Regions from separate parts of the Homo sapiens genome. Here all the other regions are linked to region 1. Evidence: chromatin loops called from intact Hi-C (ENCODE). Cell type or tissue: Caco-2. All regions are shown on one strand.

What was found. A loop is a pair of places that touch in the nucleus more often than their neighbours do. Peaks named below come from ENCODE experiments on the same cell type or tissue, not always from the same donor. Only the 100,000 strongest peaks of a DNase experiment are listed, where the experiment ranks them.
Region 2: a loop joins it to region 1, with 3 times the contacts of the local background. A loop is called at or near these places in 6 of 110 quality-filtered maps.
Region 3: a loop joins it to region 1, with 4 times the contacts of the local background. A loop is called at or near these places in 14 of 110 quality-filtered maps.

What each region holds. Positions count from the first base shown.
Region 1 is chrX:130,328,819-130,333,818 of GRCh38, reverse strand. It overlaps the pseudogene LOC112268303. Among named protein-coding and RNA genes, the nearest start is that of SLC25A14, 8.6 kb to the left of the region's middle. In Caco-2, no CTCF peak of the experiment used is centred here; a DNase peak (open chromatin) is centred at 2,968.
Region 2 is chrX:130,537,321-130,542,320 of GRCh38, reverse strand. No RefSeq gene overlaps it. Among named protein-coding and RNA genes, the nearest start is that of RBMX2, 140 kb to the right of the region's middle. In Caco-2, a CTCF peak has its summit at 2,397 (motif pointing left); no DNase peak of the experiment used is centred here.
Region 3 is chrX:130,391,271-130,396,270 of GRCh38, reverse strand. No RefSeq gene overlaps it. Among named protein-coding and RNA genes, the nearest start is that of GPR119, 8.1 kb to the right of the region's middle. In Caco-2, a CTCF peak has its summit at 2,611 (motif pointing left); no DNase peak of the experiment used is centred here.

The sequences.
Region 1 (5,000 bases):
AGGTCAGGAGTTCAAGACCAGCCTGACCAACATGGTGAAACCCCATCTTTACTAAAACTACAAAATTAGCCAGGAATGGTGGTGCATGTCTGTAGTTGCAGCTACTCAGAAGGCTGAGGCAGGAGAATCACTCGAACCTGGGAGGCGGAGGTTGCAGTGATCTGAGATCGTGCCACTGCACTCCAATCTGGGCAACAGAGTGAGACCCTGTCTCAAAAAAAAAAAAAAAAAGGACATTACATAAAATTTACCATTTTAACCATTTTTAAGCATACAATTCTATGGCATTAAGTACATTCCCAATGTTGTGCAACCATCACCATTATCTATTTCCAGAAATGTTTCATTTTCCCAAACAGAAGCCTATTAATCACTTCCCCTCTCCCCTCTCCCAGCCCTTGGTCACTACTATTCTACTTTCTCTATGAATTTGCCTATTCTTGGTACCTCATTTAAGTGAAATCATACAACATTTGTCCGTTCGTGTCTGGCCTATTTCGATTAACATAATGTTTTCAAGGTTCATCTACGTTGTGCCCTGTATCAGAATCTCCTTATTAAGGCTGAGTCATATTCCATTATATGTACAGAGCACGTTTTGTTTATCTACTCTTTCTATAGATAATATTTGGGTTGTTTCCACATTTTGGCTACTATACATGTTATGAACACTGGTGTACAAGAATCTGTTTGAGTCTTTGCTTTCGATTTTTAGGGGTATATACCTAGGAGAGCAATTGCTGGATCATATGGTAATTCTATGTTCAACTGTTTAAAGAACTGCCAAACTGTTTTCCAGAGTGGCAGCATTGTTTCATCACAGCCTTTTAAAAATATAGCAGTTTTTGTGGCTACTTTTCTGATCAGAAAAAATGTTTAAACATTCTGTTTTATGAAAACTGAAATATAGACAACTTTTTTCCTTTATTGGAAATATTTATTTAACAAAAAAAAAACAGAATAAAAAGAATGGTCCTAAGAAACTAATGGTCTATTAATTTTTAGTGGCAATCCATATTTCTAGTGATGCTTTTAGAAAACAATGTAACAAAACATTTAAAAGTCATGCTAATATTACTAATATTTACACCTTGCATCTCAATTGGGTAAGTATCCAATTTGATGCATATCCTAGTAAATTTTTAGGTACCAAACAAAAATTGAACTGATATTCATAACATAATGGTTTATTTATCTATTTTTCCTGGCTATCATGTGCCTTATATTTTCATAATGAAAAAGGGTACCAATTGTTTAAATGTCTTTAAAAACTACCCATCTACCTATATAGCAAGTTTTAACATGATTCTTCGAGTCATCCCTTACCCAAAAAATTCATCTGATTCTCTACCCTGTAATGTATACTTCATATAAACGTCTATAATCCTTTATTCATCACCTTCTATAACGTTATCGGTAGCCTCACTGGTGTTTTCTTCTTTAAATCTGCTACTCTAAAACAAAGTTCAGCCATTTTTTTCTTTTAAATGGCAAGACATTAAATATTCTAGGCTGTACCTGTCATTCGATCAGTCACAACTACTCAAAGTTGCCACTGTAGCACCAATGCAACCACAGATCACATGTAATAAGTGAACATGGTTGTGTTCCAATAAAATTTCAGGCCAGATATGTTACCAACCGCTGCTCTAAAGAAATCCTAAACTAGTATTGTTTAGGTAGAACTAGCAGTTGAGACTAGAATAAAATAGGATATAATTAAATATCAGAAAATTAAATGGTCCTACTTGCAGACCATAATGTATGATTTAAATATTATACTTAGAAATTTACAAGAATGTGTGAACTGAACTGATAAGCTAAAGAATTTCTAGGTTAAAAAAAATCAAACGTACCCACCTATTCAATGAAAAATTGTCTTACTCTTGGGGAAGAGCTTGGGACAATGATCAGATTCCACCATCTGCTTGCAACCAAGCCCATGCAATTACTAGAAAATGTTGGATACTGGCCAGGTGCAGTGGATCACGCCTGTAATCCCAGCACTTTGGGAGGCCAAGGCAGGCAGATCACCTGAGGTCAGGAGTTCAATACCAGCCTCGGCAACATGACAAAACTCCATATCTACTAAAAGTACAAAAATTAGCTAGGCATGGTGGCATGCACCTGTAATCCCAGCTACTTGGGAGGCTGAGGCAGGAGAATCACTTGAACCCAGGAGGCGGAGGCTGAGGTGAGTCGAGATCAAGCCACTGTACTCCAGCCTGGGTGACTGAGTGAGACCCTGTCTCAAAACAAAAAAAACAAAAAACAAACAAACAAACAAAAAAAACTGAAAATGTTGGGTATAAATGATTCAACAAAGGAGAATTTCTCAGAAATTTCCTGTTTGTCTCCTTGGATTTAAACTCAAAATGGTGGCATAAATTGGCCTAATTAATTCAAGTTGAGGGGTAATATTGCAAAAAGACATAAAGAAAAGCTAGAAGAGAATTTATCAATAAACCGCCTTCCTCTCTGCTCTTATTTTATAAAAAGTAAATAGTAAACCCTCAGAAATGAGAGCATTCTAATCTTAAAGTCGAAAAAAAGAAAAATCCCAAAGGAAAAAAAAAAAGTAATAAATCAAAATCAACCTTGTAATAGCCTTTTCCTAAAAAATGAAAGCAGCAAACATAAAAAGACAGACTAAATGAATCTACATCACATTGAAAAATTACAGATTACATCTTTATTACATTGACTGGTTTTTCCTTGGAATCAGATTCCTTGCTGTTCCAATACGGCTTTAACCACTTCTTGATGTCTCAGTTAAGAATGCTTGTCTCAGTTCAGCCTGGAAATTCACCACAGGTGCTTGCTGCTGCTGAGAAGCCTCGGGTATAACTGACATTCTTGGTTCTCAGGAGGTGGTCCTTTTGCGTTTAACTTGGACTTCCACCTCTGGCACGTGCTGGTCTGTAGTCCGTCTCAGGTGTTAGTGATCCCTTGCTCTCTCCAGCACGCCACTGACAGCTCCTCGGGCATCAGAGACCTCTAGCGGCCAGCCGCTCTGCTCTGCCAACAAAGATTTAAACACACACAACACACACACACACACACACACAAAATCCCATTGCCCAGTGAAACACACGTTAATGCAATCTTTCTGGGATTTCTTTTTATGACAATTGTTTCTTCAAATAAAAGTTTTGTTTGTTCCCATGGAATTCTAAACATGCTTTTAAAGGAATAATATTTTAGAAATGTACTTACTTTGAAATACACAATTTTCCAAATAATATGCAGCCGTCAGAAATTATGCTTATGGGAGCTATGTAATAATAATTAATAAAACCTACCATCTATAGACTGCCTACTATATTCCAGAGACTTTACGTACAACAACTCTAATCCTTACAACAACCCTATGTAGCCTTTAGCATTTGACAGAACAGGTTTCGCCAGCTGTGTGGTCTTGCATAAGTATCCAATCACCCTGTCTTCAAGTTTCCTCACCTGTGAAAACAAGGATCTACCAGACCTATCTCTGGACTTACTGAGCATTCAAATGAGCTGATTCACATAAGGCACCTGGAACAGAGCCTGACACATCATAAGCACTCAATACCTGTCTATTATCACCAAAAAGGGGCGTGCCTTAAAATTTAAACATGACAGAATAAAATCAAACCATGACAAGTACCAGAAGAAGATGTAGGTGAACAGTATTATTATAACCCTGGGGTGAGCAAGACCTTTCTAAGCACACTACAAAAGGTAGAGACAGTAAAAGCAAAGGATTAATAAAACTGACCACTCAATGAAAAATCACTTCTGAACAGCAGAAAACACCACCAAGTTAGACGAAAAGCAATAAATTGGAGGAAAAAAAAAAAGGCAGGGCACGGTGGCTCACGCCTGTAATCCTAGCACTTTGGGAGGCTGAGGCAGGCAGATCAACTGAGGTCAGGAGTTCGAGACCAGTCTGGCCAACATGGCAAAACCCCGTCTCTACTAAAAATACAAAAATTAGCTGTGCATGGTGGCACACACCTGTAATCCCAGCTACTCGGGAGGAAGGGAAGGAGAATCACTTGAACCCGGGAGGCGGAGGTTCCAGTGAGCTGAGATCACACCACTGCACTCCAGCCTGGGCGACAGAGCAAGACTCTGTCTCAAAAAAAAAAAAAAAAAAAAAAGATTACATATTTGATGGACAAAAGGCTATTGTCTTTAATATACAGTGAGCTTTACAAGTTAAAAGAAACTTGTAAGTTTTTTTTAAAAAGAAACTTGTAAAGCTCACAGTACATTAAAGGGGAGGGGAGGGCAGTGAGAGATGAGATCAGGGAGGTACCAGGGGTGGGGAGATCAGATGGGGCTCTGTGTATCATGCTAAGGACTTTGGATTCTAAGTGTACAAACACTCAAAGATATTTTCCTTTAAAAATAGGCAAAGAACATAAACAGCAGAGCAGGACCGTTTGATGTGGCCATTTTATCCACAGGGACATTTTGATAAGCCCTGCTGACACAGCTATCCCTAACCTCCAGTCTAGTAGACTTTTCACTTTCTACTTTATTCCTTTCTGCATCATTTAAATTTTCTTCTATAAATGTGTGACTTGTCATCAGGGAAAAAGAAAGAAAGAAAAAACTTATTAGACAAGGTTAGCCTCTAAGAGGAAACCAAATCATCTTTATAAAATAAATTTTATGGTATTAAATATAACATTTGAAACTTAAGTCCTGAGAGAAAAGTTAAGAATTTAGTTGAGCATTTCCTCTATAGCCTAGAGCTGAAAATAAAATATCTTACTGTGTTCCAAATACCCTCCTTCTTCCCCTCCACCTACTGTCTATCTATATCTAATTCATTCATTCATTAGGCTCTTACTGAGCCCCAGCTTTGTGCCAGGCATGGTGCTAGGCTTCAGGACCTCCCAGCGAACCAGAAACAGTCCCTGCCCCCATGGTGCAGACAGTCTCATTGGGAGTTGGAGGAGGAGCAGGTAAAAAATAATTAAATATTCAGGTTAACGATATATTGTCAGGTG
Region 2 (5,000 bases), 210 kb before region 1:
AGAGACACACATGGAAAAAGCCATACAATGACAGAAGCAGAGATTGGAGTGCTGCAGCCGAAAGCCAAGGAATGGCAAGGATCAATGGCCACTGACAGAAGCTAGGAAGAGGCAAAGAGGGATTCCACGCAGTCGCAGAGAAACCATGGCCCCAATGACACCTTGGTTTCAGATTTCTAGCTTCCAGATTTTTGAGACAATCAGCTTCTGTTATTTTAAGCCACCTAGTTTGTGGTACTTTGTTAGGGTTTCCTAAGGGAAAATAATATACCTCCCAACTTGTTTCCTTGTTTCTACCCTTGACCACCCACTGTCTAGTTTCAACACAGCAGCTGGAATGATCCTGTTAAACCTCTAAGTCAGCTCATGTCTCTCATCTGTTCAAAACCCTGCAATGGCTCCACATTTCATTCCGAGTAAAAGCCTTACAAAGACCTGTAAGTCCCTATAAAAGCTGGTCCTCTGTTCCTAATCCAGTCCATTCTTCTATTACTCTCCCCCTCACTCACTCTACTTCAGTGACATTGGCCTACTTTTCTGCTCCTCCAGACATGCTTCCATCAGGTCTTTGCACTGTGTTCTCTGTTGTGACAAGTGCAAAGTCTCTGAGGCTTGCCTAGCTTTGAGGGTGACCAGCTTACTTGATTATGCAACTTCACATACAAAGAAGCCCACAGGTCCGAATTGAGGGGTTGGGGGAAGCACAGTGTTGTGAACTATCTATATGAGAAGGCCAAAGTGTTTAATGGCTAAGCAAACAAGACTTGGAGTCCAATAGGTCTAAATTAAGTGATCAAATCACTTACGATTTCTGGGCCTCAGTTCCCTCATCTATAAAATGGGAAAATAACGTTGTGAACCACACTATTAAATCAGATGGAGCATGCAAGGTGCTTGCCACATAGTTAGCACTCAATAGGTATCAGCTATTATTATTATTAATCGATAAAATTTAAAAGAAGTTTAAAACTGAGTACCAAAACACCAAAAGTATTTTGAGGCCTACTAAAAAAATAAACTAGCCTGGCATTTGAATGGACACATTTTCCTGTAGTACAAGTTTGGGCTCAAGAACTTCTTAGGGAAATTCAGATGAAACATTTGTGGAACCCTAGGATTTCACCAAACACAGATAGAACATGACATTTTTCTTTCAGGTGTCTTTCACCTCTGACACTCTCTGTATCCCAACGATGTAGTCATCATAACAACAGGGCAGTGGCACAATCTTGGGTCTGGCAATGGGCTTGCTTCATGGCCAAAGTTCCCCAACAAGTACTACCACCACCAAACACCTTCTCACACAAACCCAGCTCCTGACACTCCCCCCGCTACACCCCAATATGAGGACTGATTTTGCTTTCAAGCAAGGAAACTATCCATTACCTTTTTTTTTTTTTTTTTAGAAAACCATCAAACTTGGCTGGGCACAGTGGCTTATGCCTACAATCCCAGCAATTTGGAAGGTCGAGGTGGGCGGATCACTGAGGTCAGGAGTTCAAGACCAGCCTGGCCAACATGGTGAAACCCTGTGTCTACTAAAAATACAAAAATTAGCTGGGCGTGGTGGTGGGTGCCTGTAATGCCAGCTACTCAGGAGGCTGAGGCGGGAGAATCGCTTGAACTCGGGAGGAGGAGGCAGTGAGCCGAGACCATGCCACTACACTCTAGCCTGGGTGACTGAGGGAGACTCTGTCAAAAAAAGAAGAAGAAGAAGAAAAGAAAACCATCAAACTTAGAAAGAAGCAGATTATTTCTAATTTATAAAAATAAAAACAGGTCTCACAACTCCAAAGAAAGGGTGATATATCTAGGACAGGACCACTGGCAGGGTAATTGTGACAATTCTGCCTCGCAGAAGTGTGAGAAAATTGTAGGAAGAACCTACGGAACATCAAGAGGATTCATGCTACTACATAGGGCAAAAATTTAAAATTAGGTATAAATGAAAAATCCAATATTTTAACAGTCATGATGTAGACAATAGAGTCCACATCTTCTGATTTTAAAAGTAAGCCGATGTAAGATAGATTTAAAAAAAAAAAGACCTGGATAAAATGCTGATATTTTAAAAGATGGATGAAAGCTTTTTTGAAGTTTTTTTTGAGACAAGGTCTCGCTCTGTCACCTAGACTGGAGTGCAGTGGCATGATAACAGTTCACTGCAGCCTCTCAGCTGGGACCACAGGCATGTACCACCAAGCCTGGCTCATTTCTTTTATTTTTTATAGAGACAGGGTCTCGCTATGTTGCCTTGGCTGATCTCGAACTCCTGGGCTCAAGCGATCCTCCTGCCTCAGCCTCCCAAAATGCTGGGATTGAGTACAGGCGTGAGCCGCCGCACCCAGCTGAATTTATTTTAAGGTTTCAAAACATGTTACAGCATTCTCAGAACTTTGTATGGGCTTTGACAGGAGCGCGCCCTCTAGTGATTTCAGCAATGCCTTACACGTGAACAGGCGCCTGCGGCGAGAAGACTAACGTGAGCATTTTTAACATTTCCTCTAAAAGTGAAAAAAGGAAAATGATCTATCTAATTTTAGCTTTAAGAAAATTATCCCCCCTTCAAAATCTTATACCATCAAAATCTGTTTACCTTGAGAATTATCTTTTTTCGACATAAAGAAAATATATCCAGCGTTAATAGTGTCTTTGGGCAATAAACTCATGAGTGATTTACCTTTTTTTTTTAATAATAAACATGCGTAACCTTTAATTTTGAAGTATTTTTATTTTGTAATGTTGCAATCAGATAGAAAACTGGAAGTGATAGCATAATAAGCACCTGTGGACATACAACCCAGGCCTCTGGAATTATACCATTTTGCCATATTTGCTTCAGAGTTTTTAATAATTTTGTATTTTAAAACTTACAGAAAAGTTACAGGTACAATTCAAAGAGTTTTTTTTCTAGTTGCCAATTTGATGTCCCATAGTCCTCAAATACTTTAGTATTTAACGGGCGCTAGGACATTTTCCTACATAACCACAATTCATCCATCAGAGTTTTCAGATTTCACTTAAGTTCTACCAGTTGTTTCAACAACGTCCTATGATAGCTCTAATAACCCATACCAGGCTATCCGCACACATAGTCACCCTCCTCCCATTAGGTGGACTCCAGCACCCCAAGCTAGGTTGTCCTTCCTGCGTGGATGCCTTCCTCACCCCCACTAAGGCTCTGATAAGCCATAGGGGCTCCCCACTTCCCATCCCCATGTAGACCACAACCTTGCTCACCCTGTTCAGGCTCAAAAACCCAGAGCACTTTTCACAGATGCTCTCCTCATCCTGCTTGGGCTCAGACCCCCCTACCCAGGCTTTCCCCTACATAGATGCCTTGCTCACATTGCCCAGGATATAACACACCTGCACCACGCCACCCACATGTGTGGATGCCCTCTCCCAACCCCGCTGCAGCTCTGATTTCTCATCCTGGGCTGCCCACGTACAAGGAGACCCTCCTCACTTTGTTTAGGCTTTGTTCTGGGTCTTCTAAAAACATATGTTGAAATCCTAACCCCAAGTACCTCAGAAGATATCACAGTTTCAAATGGTGTCCTTATAAGAAGATGGCCACATGAAAACAGAGACACACAGGGCCATGTAAAAATAATTCCACACAATGACTAAGGCAGAGATTGAAGTTACGCAGTTGAAAGCCAAAGAATACCAAGGATTGCTGACAAACCCCCAGAAGCTAGAAACGGGCAAGGAAGGACTCCCTCATAGGTTTCAGAAGAAGCATGGCCCTACTTGCCATGGTGAGCAGTGACTATTTGGGGCCAGTGGTACGCAGGTAAGAAGAATTTACCTAGACGGTTGTAGGTAAAGAAAAGCAGATTTATTAAAGGATGAAGACACATAGCAAGAGTGCAATGAATGGGCAAGTTAGCAAGAGAGGAGCTGACTACCAGGAGATGAAGGCTTGCTGGGGATTTTATAGCATGGTGCTTGTGCTGTGTGCTGAAGAGGGCTTTGTGCAGTACTGAAAACCCCAAGGTTGCAGTGAGCCAATCTGCACTTTTCTATTAGCTGAGGGTCTGGTGATAGCTGGACACAGGAAGATTGTGAGTTATTTGCTCAGGAGGGCCGTGTCTCTTGGAGTATGAAGAAAGGCAGACATATAGCTTATCTGCTTTTTCTTTTTGCTTCCTCTTGGTGCTGCCATCCTGACTTTTTTTCCCTAAACAGGATTCCACATTCCCCCTGTGACAGAGCAACAATGACAAATCTTTGGTGTGTGGGTGAAGGTCTCATCTTCCAACTGCTTATTGCTGACCAGGGGCATAGAGTTGGCCCTACCTAGGATTGTTAGTCTGTCAGGAGGTTATGAGGACCTGAGTCCCTGAGTTGGGAATTAAATTGGGCAGGGTGGCTGTGGGACCACGGCTGAACAGCATTTGCAGCCTAAAATTTTGTCCTGCTGTGTCCAAAGGAGTGTTGTAGAGTTCTCTTAGTGGCTGACATCCTTGATGCAGTAACATTTTGGTTTGAAATTTTTATATTCTAGAAGACACAAAATGAGATATATAACATTAACGATACATGCTGTAAATAAACAAACTAATATGAGCATTATTATAGGCAGGGGAAGTGGGGTAACCCGTGGCCCAACCCAACCGTAGGATCTCTAAAACAGTTGTGCAAAAGAGGAATCTTGAGGAACTCCTTTTTGAAGGCCCTCTGTTGTCCTGATGTTTTCTTTTATCTTTTCCAAACTTTCTTCTACTTTACCTGAGGTATTGATGTAAAGCAACAAGTTTCATTTAACAGTGTGCAAGTGCCTCCTGCCTCAGTGGTAAGCACATCCAAAGCACCTTGATCCTGCAAGACAACCCCTGCCAATGAATCTAGGGCCCGTTGTTGGCCCTCAATGGCTGTTACTGTAGCTTCTCAAGATTGTCGGACTAGGATGGTGAGATTATGAATGCTACACTTAAGCATGGGTATACCTGCAAACCAAAAGATTGCACAGGCTACAGAATGTCCTAGACCAT
Region 3 (5,000 bases), 62 kb before region 1:
TTATTATCAAACACTGCAGAAAAGTTCTCTTGGTAGAAGCACCTTTAATTTTTCAATGTTTTCACCCACTTATTTCAATTGATCCAAAACAACATCACCATCAGGAAAACTGATTTGAGAGGACCCATAAATCTAAACAGCATGCCATCGTGTACTTACCTTCTCCCATGCTGAAGACTTAAGTGTCGGATGGAAGCAAAACACAAGTCTAAAAGAATGGATGTGGGCCATACTTTCCTTGTGTTAAGAAAGCAGATTAAGTGTATGTGTTTATAAAGTCTGTTCCTTAATTGTAGGTTGCCTAGGAATAAGAAAATAAGAAATGATGCATTGTATTAACAGAAGATCTTATCAACTCTTCAGGGATATTGACTTAAGATACATGCATGATCTTTAGGGAGTCTGTGAGGACCCTGAATTTGTGTGTACGATGTGTTTACATGTGAACATGTGCATTTTTTAGAAAATCCATAGCTCCCATAAGATTCTAAAATAGTTCCATAGTTCAAAAACAATAGCTAAGGACAGTTGATTTAGAGCATCTAATGATTACCTATGAATTACCGTCAGATAACTGAGAGCAGTTTGCAAAGCTTAGCAAGCAGGTGTTGTAGTAGAATTCTCGTGAGTTATGTGAGTCAGAGATAGATAAATTGAAAGCACAGTTGCGCTGCCCTGAGCTCCCCCGTGGCTCAGCACAGCTGCTTGCTCCCAGCAATCTGATGCTTACGTAGACTCTTGAGGGATTGGAAAAAGAATCCCAAACTCTTGAGGAGGAGGAGGCCAAGTTGCCTCCAGGGGTGAGTATGACTTCTAAAAGACGCACAACAGATGTCTTTTACCACCTGCCTGTTATTGTTCACCTTTCCTCCACTGCCTAAGCCAATGCAGCGATTTTCCATACCTCAAGCAGCACAACTTTCAGAAGCTGCCAAGATTCTTGATGAGCTGATTAAAAAGCAGAATCTAGTTCCAGGGAAGAAAGGGAGAAAGTAGAGAAAAAAAGTGCTGGAGGAGCATATGACTCTAGTTCTGGTAGAACCCACCTGTAATCACAAATCACATTTACTCTAAATTCATAATGTGAAGTTCCCATTGGCATGCGGGCCTAAAGGGCATGCTGGCTGGACTGAACCAAATGGGACAATCAGACCCGGTGGGAGGAGAAGTAGCACTGGGCAGATCTAACTGGAGCTGAATGTAAAAGTATTTTTCAGGGATAACAGGTACCTACCTAGAGCAAGAGTTCCCAAATGGTCATCACAATTTCACCTAGGTAGGTCAGTCCTCCCAAGCCAATGACTAGTGCCCACTCCCTGTTCTCCAAAAGATTCCTTGCACGGGCAGCTTTTACCCTCCTCTTATTCATTTTCACTGTTCTGAGCCAGAGTTTTCCTGGGGTGCTCTGTTGCCTGAGGTGAAGAAGCCAGTTACCGGGAGTGCTAGATGAAACACTGATCCAGGGTATAGGAGATGGTCTACAAATTAGGGAAAGGAATGAGTGGGCCACAGCTCAAAGAAGCCAGATCACTGAGACATGACAATGTAAAGACCAGAGCACATGAGTGCTCGGGGACAAGCTGACAGACAATGCTAAGCTTCTAGAGAAGAAGCACAGGATGGGTCTGTCTTGGCTCAAATCACAATGATGTTGCATGAAGGCTGGCAGCATTCTACCCTGGAATGGCAGGAGGTGGCATCCTTCTTGAGGGTGGATGCAGGTTTTCAAGGCTATAGGATGATGCCACACAGCTTGCATTCCATCTCTGGTCAGCAACTTACATTCTGGAGAGAACAGGTGGGACACATAGAGCTTGGCAGACCTGAGTTCAAATCCCAGTTCTACCACTTGCTAGGTATAGAAACTTGGGCAATTTAATTAGCTTCAATTAACTTTTTTGTGGTAGCCTTCCCAAGTTATGAAATGGTGATAATATCACCTCTTAGAGATCTTGCAAGGATTGTGATAAGAGGTGAATATTACTAATATTTATAATAATATTATATTCTTTTCACATTCCAAATACTCCCAGCCATTGTTACAAACCCCCTGACCCCTTCTGCAACCCACAAATCTTACCCCCTAGTGAACGAAACCAGTTCTTCCTTAGGAAAAAGGTGGAAATCGCTTTCTGAGAGTTGGAGGGCTGCTATATAAAACTCAGCCTAGCATGACCCCCTGACTGGTGTCTTTCTTGAAGAATACACTTCAAGAAAGATTTGCAATGAAAAAAGCTAGAAACATTAATTGAATATATATTTTCTCCCCTCACCCCACCCCATTCCACAAGCCATGGACATCGGCCAAAAAGGTATGTGTGTTTTTACTCAACTCTATTCTGCAGGGGACGGAAGGATTTCAGCCTACTAGTTGTAACTATATAAATCCTTTTTTTAATGGAGCAAGAAGGTTCTGAGTCCTGAGTGACAAATGAAAATGTCTTCAGGGACCATGCTAGGTCCCTGAAGAGCTACTCTGGCTTGCATGAATCCCAGCTAAGATGCAACAAATTCAGAGCAACCCAGAAGTGCAAAAAGTGTCCTATTTATCCAGCTAAACAGGAGCAGAGCCTTTCCAAGGATTACTTTCTCCCTGCAGAGTGTGCCCTCTGCTGGGCTTCCTGGCCACTGGCATTTTGGCATCTCAGGCCAACAATGCTGCTGTTTCCTGGCTATGTAGGAACACTTGTAGTATTGCAACCAAATGCCTCTTGGGCAGTAACCACCGCCAAGCAGCGATATAACCAGGACCTAGTTTTTGAATTGTCTCCACATACTAACCCTTGAAACCAATGTATTAATTTCCTATTGCCGCTGTAACAAATTACCCCAAACTTTGTGGCTTAAAACAACACAAATCTATTATCTTCCAGTTCTCGAGGTCAGAAGTCTGAAATCAGTTTCACTGGGCTAAAGTCAGAGTGTTGGCAGGGCTGATTCCTTCTGGAGGCTCTAGGACAGGATTCCTTGCCTTGCCTTTTCTGACTTCCAGAGGCCTCTTGAATCCTTGGCATGTGATCCCTTCCTTGCATCACTCCAACCACTGGCATCTGTCATCACATCTCCAAAACTGCCCACTCTGATCTCCTGACTCCCTGTTTTAAGGGCCCTTATAACACTGGGCTCACAGGGATGATATCACTGGGTTCACAGGAAAAATCCAGGATAATCTCTCCATCTCAAGATCCTCAACTTAATCACATCTGCAAACTAGCTTTTGCCAAGTAAGGTCATATATTCATAGGCTCCAGGGATTAGGATATGGACATCTATGCAGGGGGCATTATTCAGCCTACCACACCCAGGCTTCTGCAACATGGAATACCAAAAAGACCATTGGACCAGGCGTAAGGAGAACTGGATTCCAAATCCCAGCTCTGCCACCCCTTTCTAGTTGGGTAACCTTGGGCAGGTCCCTTTATCTCTCCAAGCCTCAGCTTCTTTACTTATGAAATGGAGATGAGATAATAACCCATAGCTCACAACATGTTATTGAATGTATGAAAAGCTCTTTCCTATCATAGTAACTAACATAGAATAGGCACTCCATAAACCTGCTGTGTAGGCAATGTTTGTGTGGGGTGACAGGATGAGTAGTTAGAAGGCTACAGTAATAGTGCAGATGAAAGATAATAAAGTACTGAATGAAAGAGGCAATAGCAGGAATGGAAAGCAGGAGTGATAAGATAAATGGAGAGGTACACATGAGTCCAGATTTATACATTTCCTTGGGCTCAGGGTAAAATGAGCCTCATTTTCCATGATCATTGGACTTTATTTAAAAAGAAAGGCTTCTACTACTTCTCAGCCTAACGACCTTAAAAAAACCCAGAGTATAAAAGTGTCAGCTTGAAGGCCAGTGTGATAGGATGTGCAAAGGCACAGAGACACAAACTGGTAACAAAAGGGGACAAGATGTAATCTCTGTGGTTGACATGAGATGGGATGAACTCTTGGTGGCTGTCCACAGGTCTCACACAAGCTGCTGGCCTGTATGTCGATTTCCAACATCTTCCACTTATAAGTGGTGTAGCCCTTTGGAAATAAGTCACCCTCTCTGTGTGCCTTGATTTCCTAACCTGTAAAATCAAGGCATGAATAGTACCTACCTTACAGAATTGTCGTGAAGGTTAAATGAAACTCCATGTTGTATATTTAGCACAGTACCTGGCACTTAAAGGCCCCATAAATGTTAGCTGGTGTCATCCATTGCTGCAAGAAGACTCAGATGCCCCAGAAGGATAGGGCTATTTCCTCAAAGCGCCTCCCACTCCAAGAAGAGCCTCAAATACTGATTCTCCCACCCTGTCATGTCCTACATTTCTTTCAATCCACATATACCCCTCTCTTTACAGTTGTAGCTCAGGCTAGTAACAGCAATATAAATAAAAGGAAACACACATCCTCTCTGTCTCTGTCTCTGTCTCTCTCTCTCTCTCTCTTTCTCTTTCATGTATGTATGTATGTGTTATTTTAATATATATAATGTGTATACTATATAGTGTACATATGTATCTGTGTATTTTGTATATAACATATATTACATACATAAAATAGTGTATATATGTATGTGTATATATAAATATATACAGTTCTGTGGCACATAATGATGTTTCAGTCAACAATGGACCACGTATATGATGGTGGTCCCATAAGATTATAATACTGTATTCTTACTGTACCTTTTCTGTGTTTAGATATATTTAGATACACAAATACTTTCTGTGTTTAGATATATTTAGATACACAAATATTTAGATACACAATTGTTACCATTGTGTAATAATTACAGTATCCAGTACAGTAACAAGCTATAGGTTTGTAGCCTAGGAGCAATAGGCCATACCATATACCCCAGATGTACAGTAGGCTATACCATCTAGGTTTGTGTAAGTACACTGTGATGTTCACACAATGACGAAATTGCCTAATGATGCATTTCTTAGAACGTATCTCTATCATTAAGAGATATGTGACTATATATATTTGCATGGGTGTGC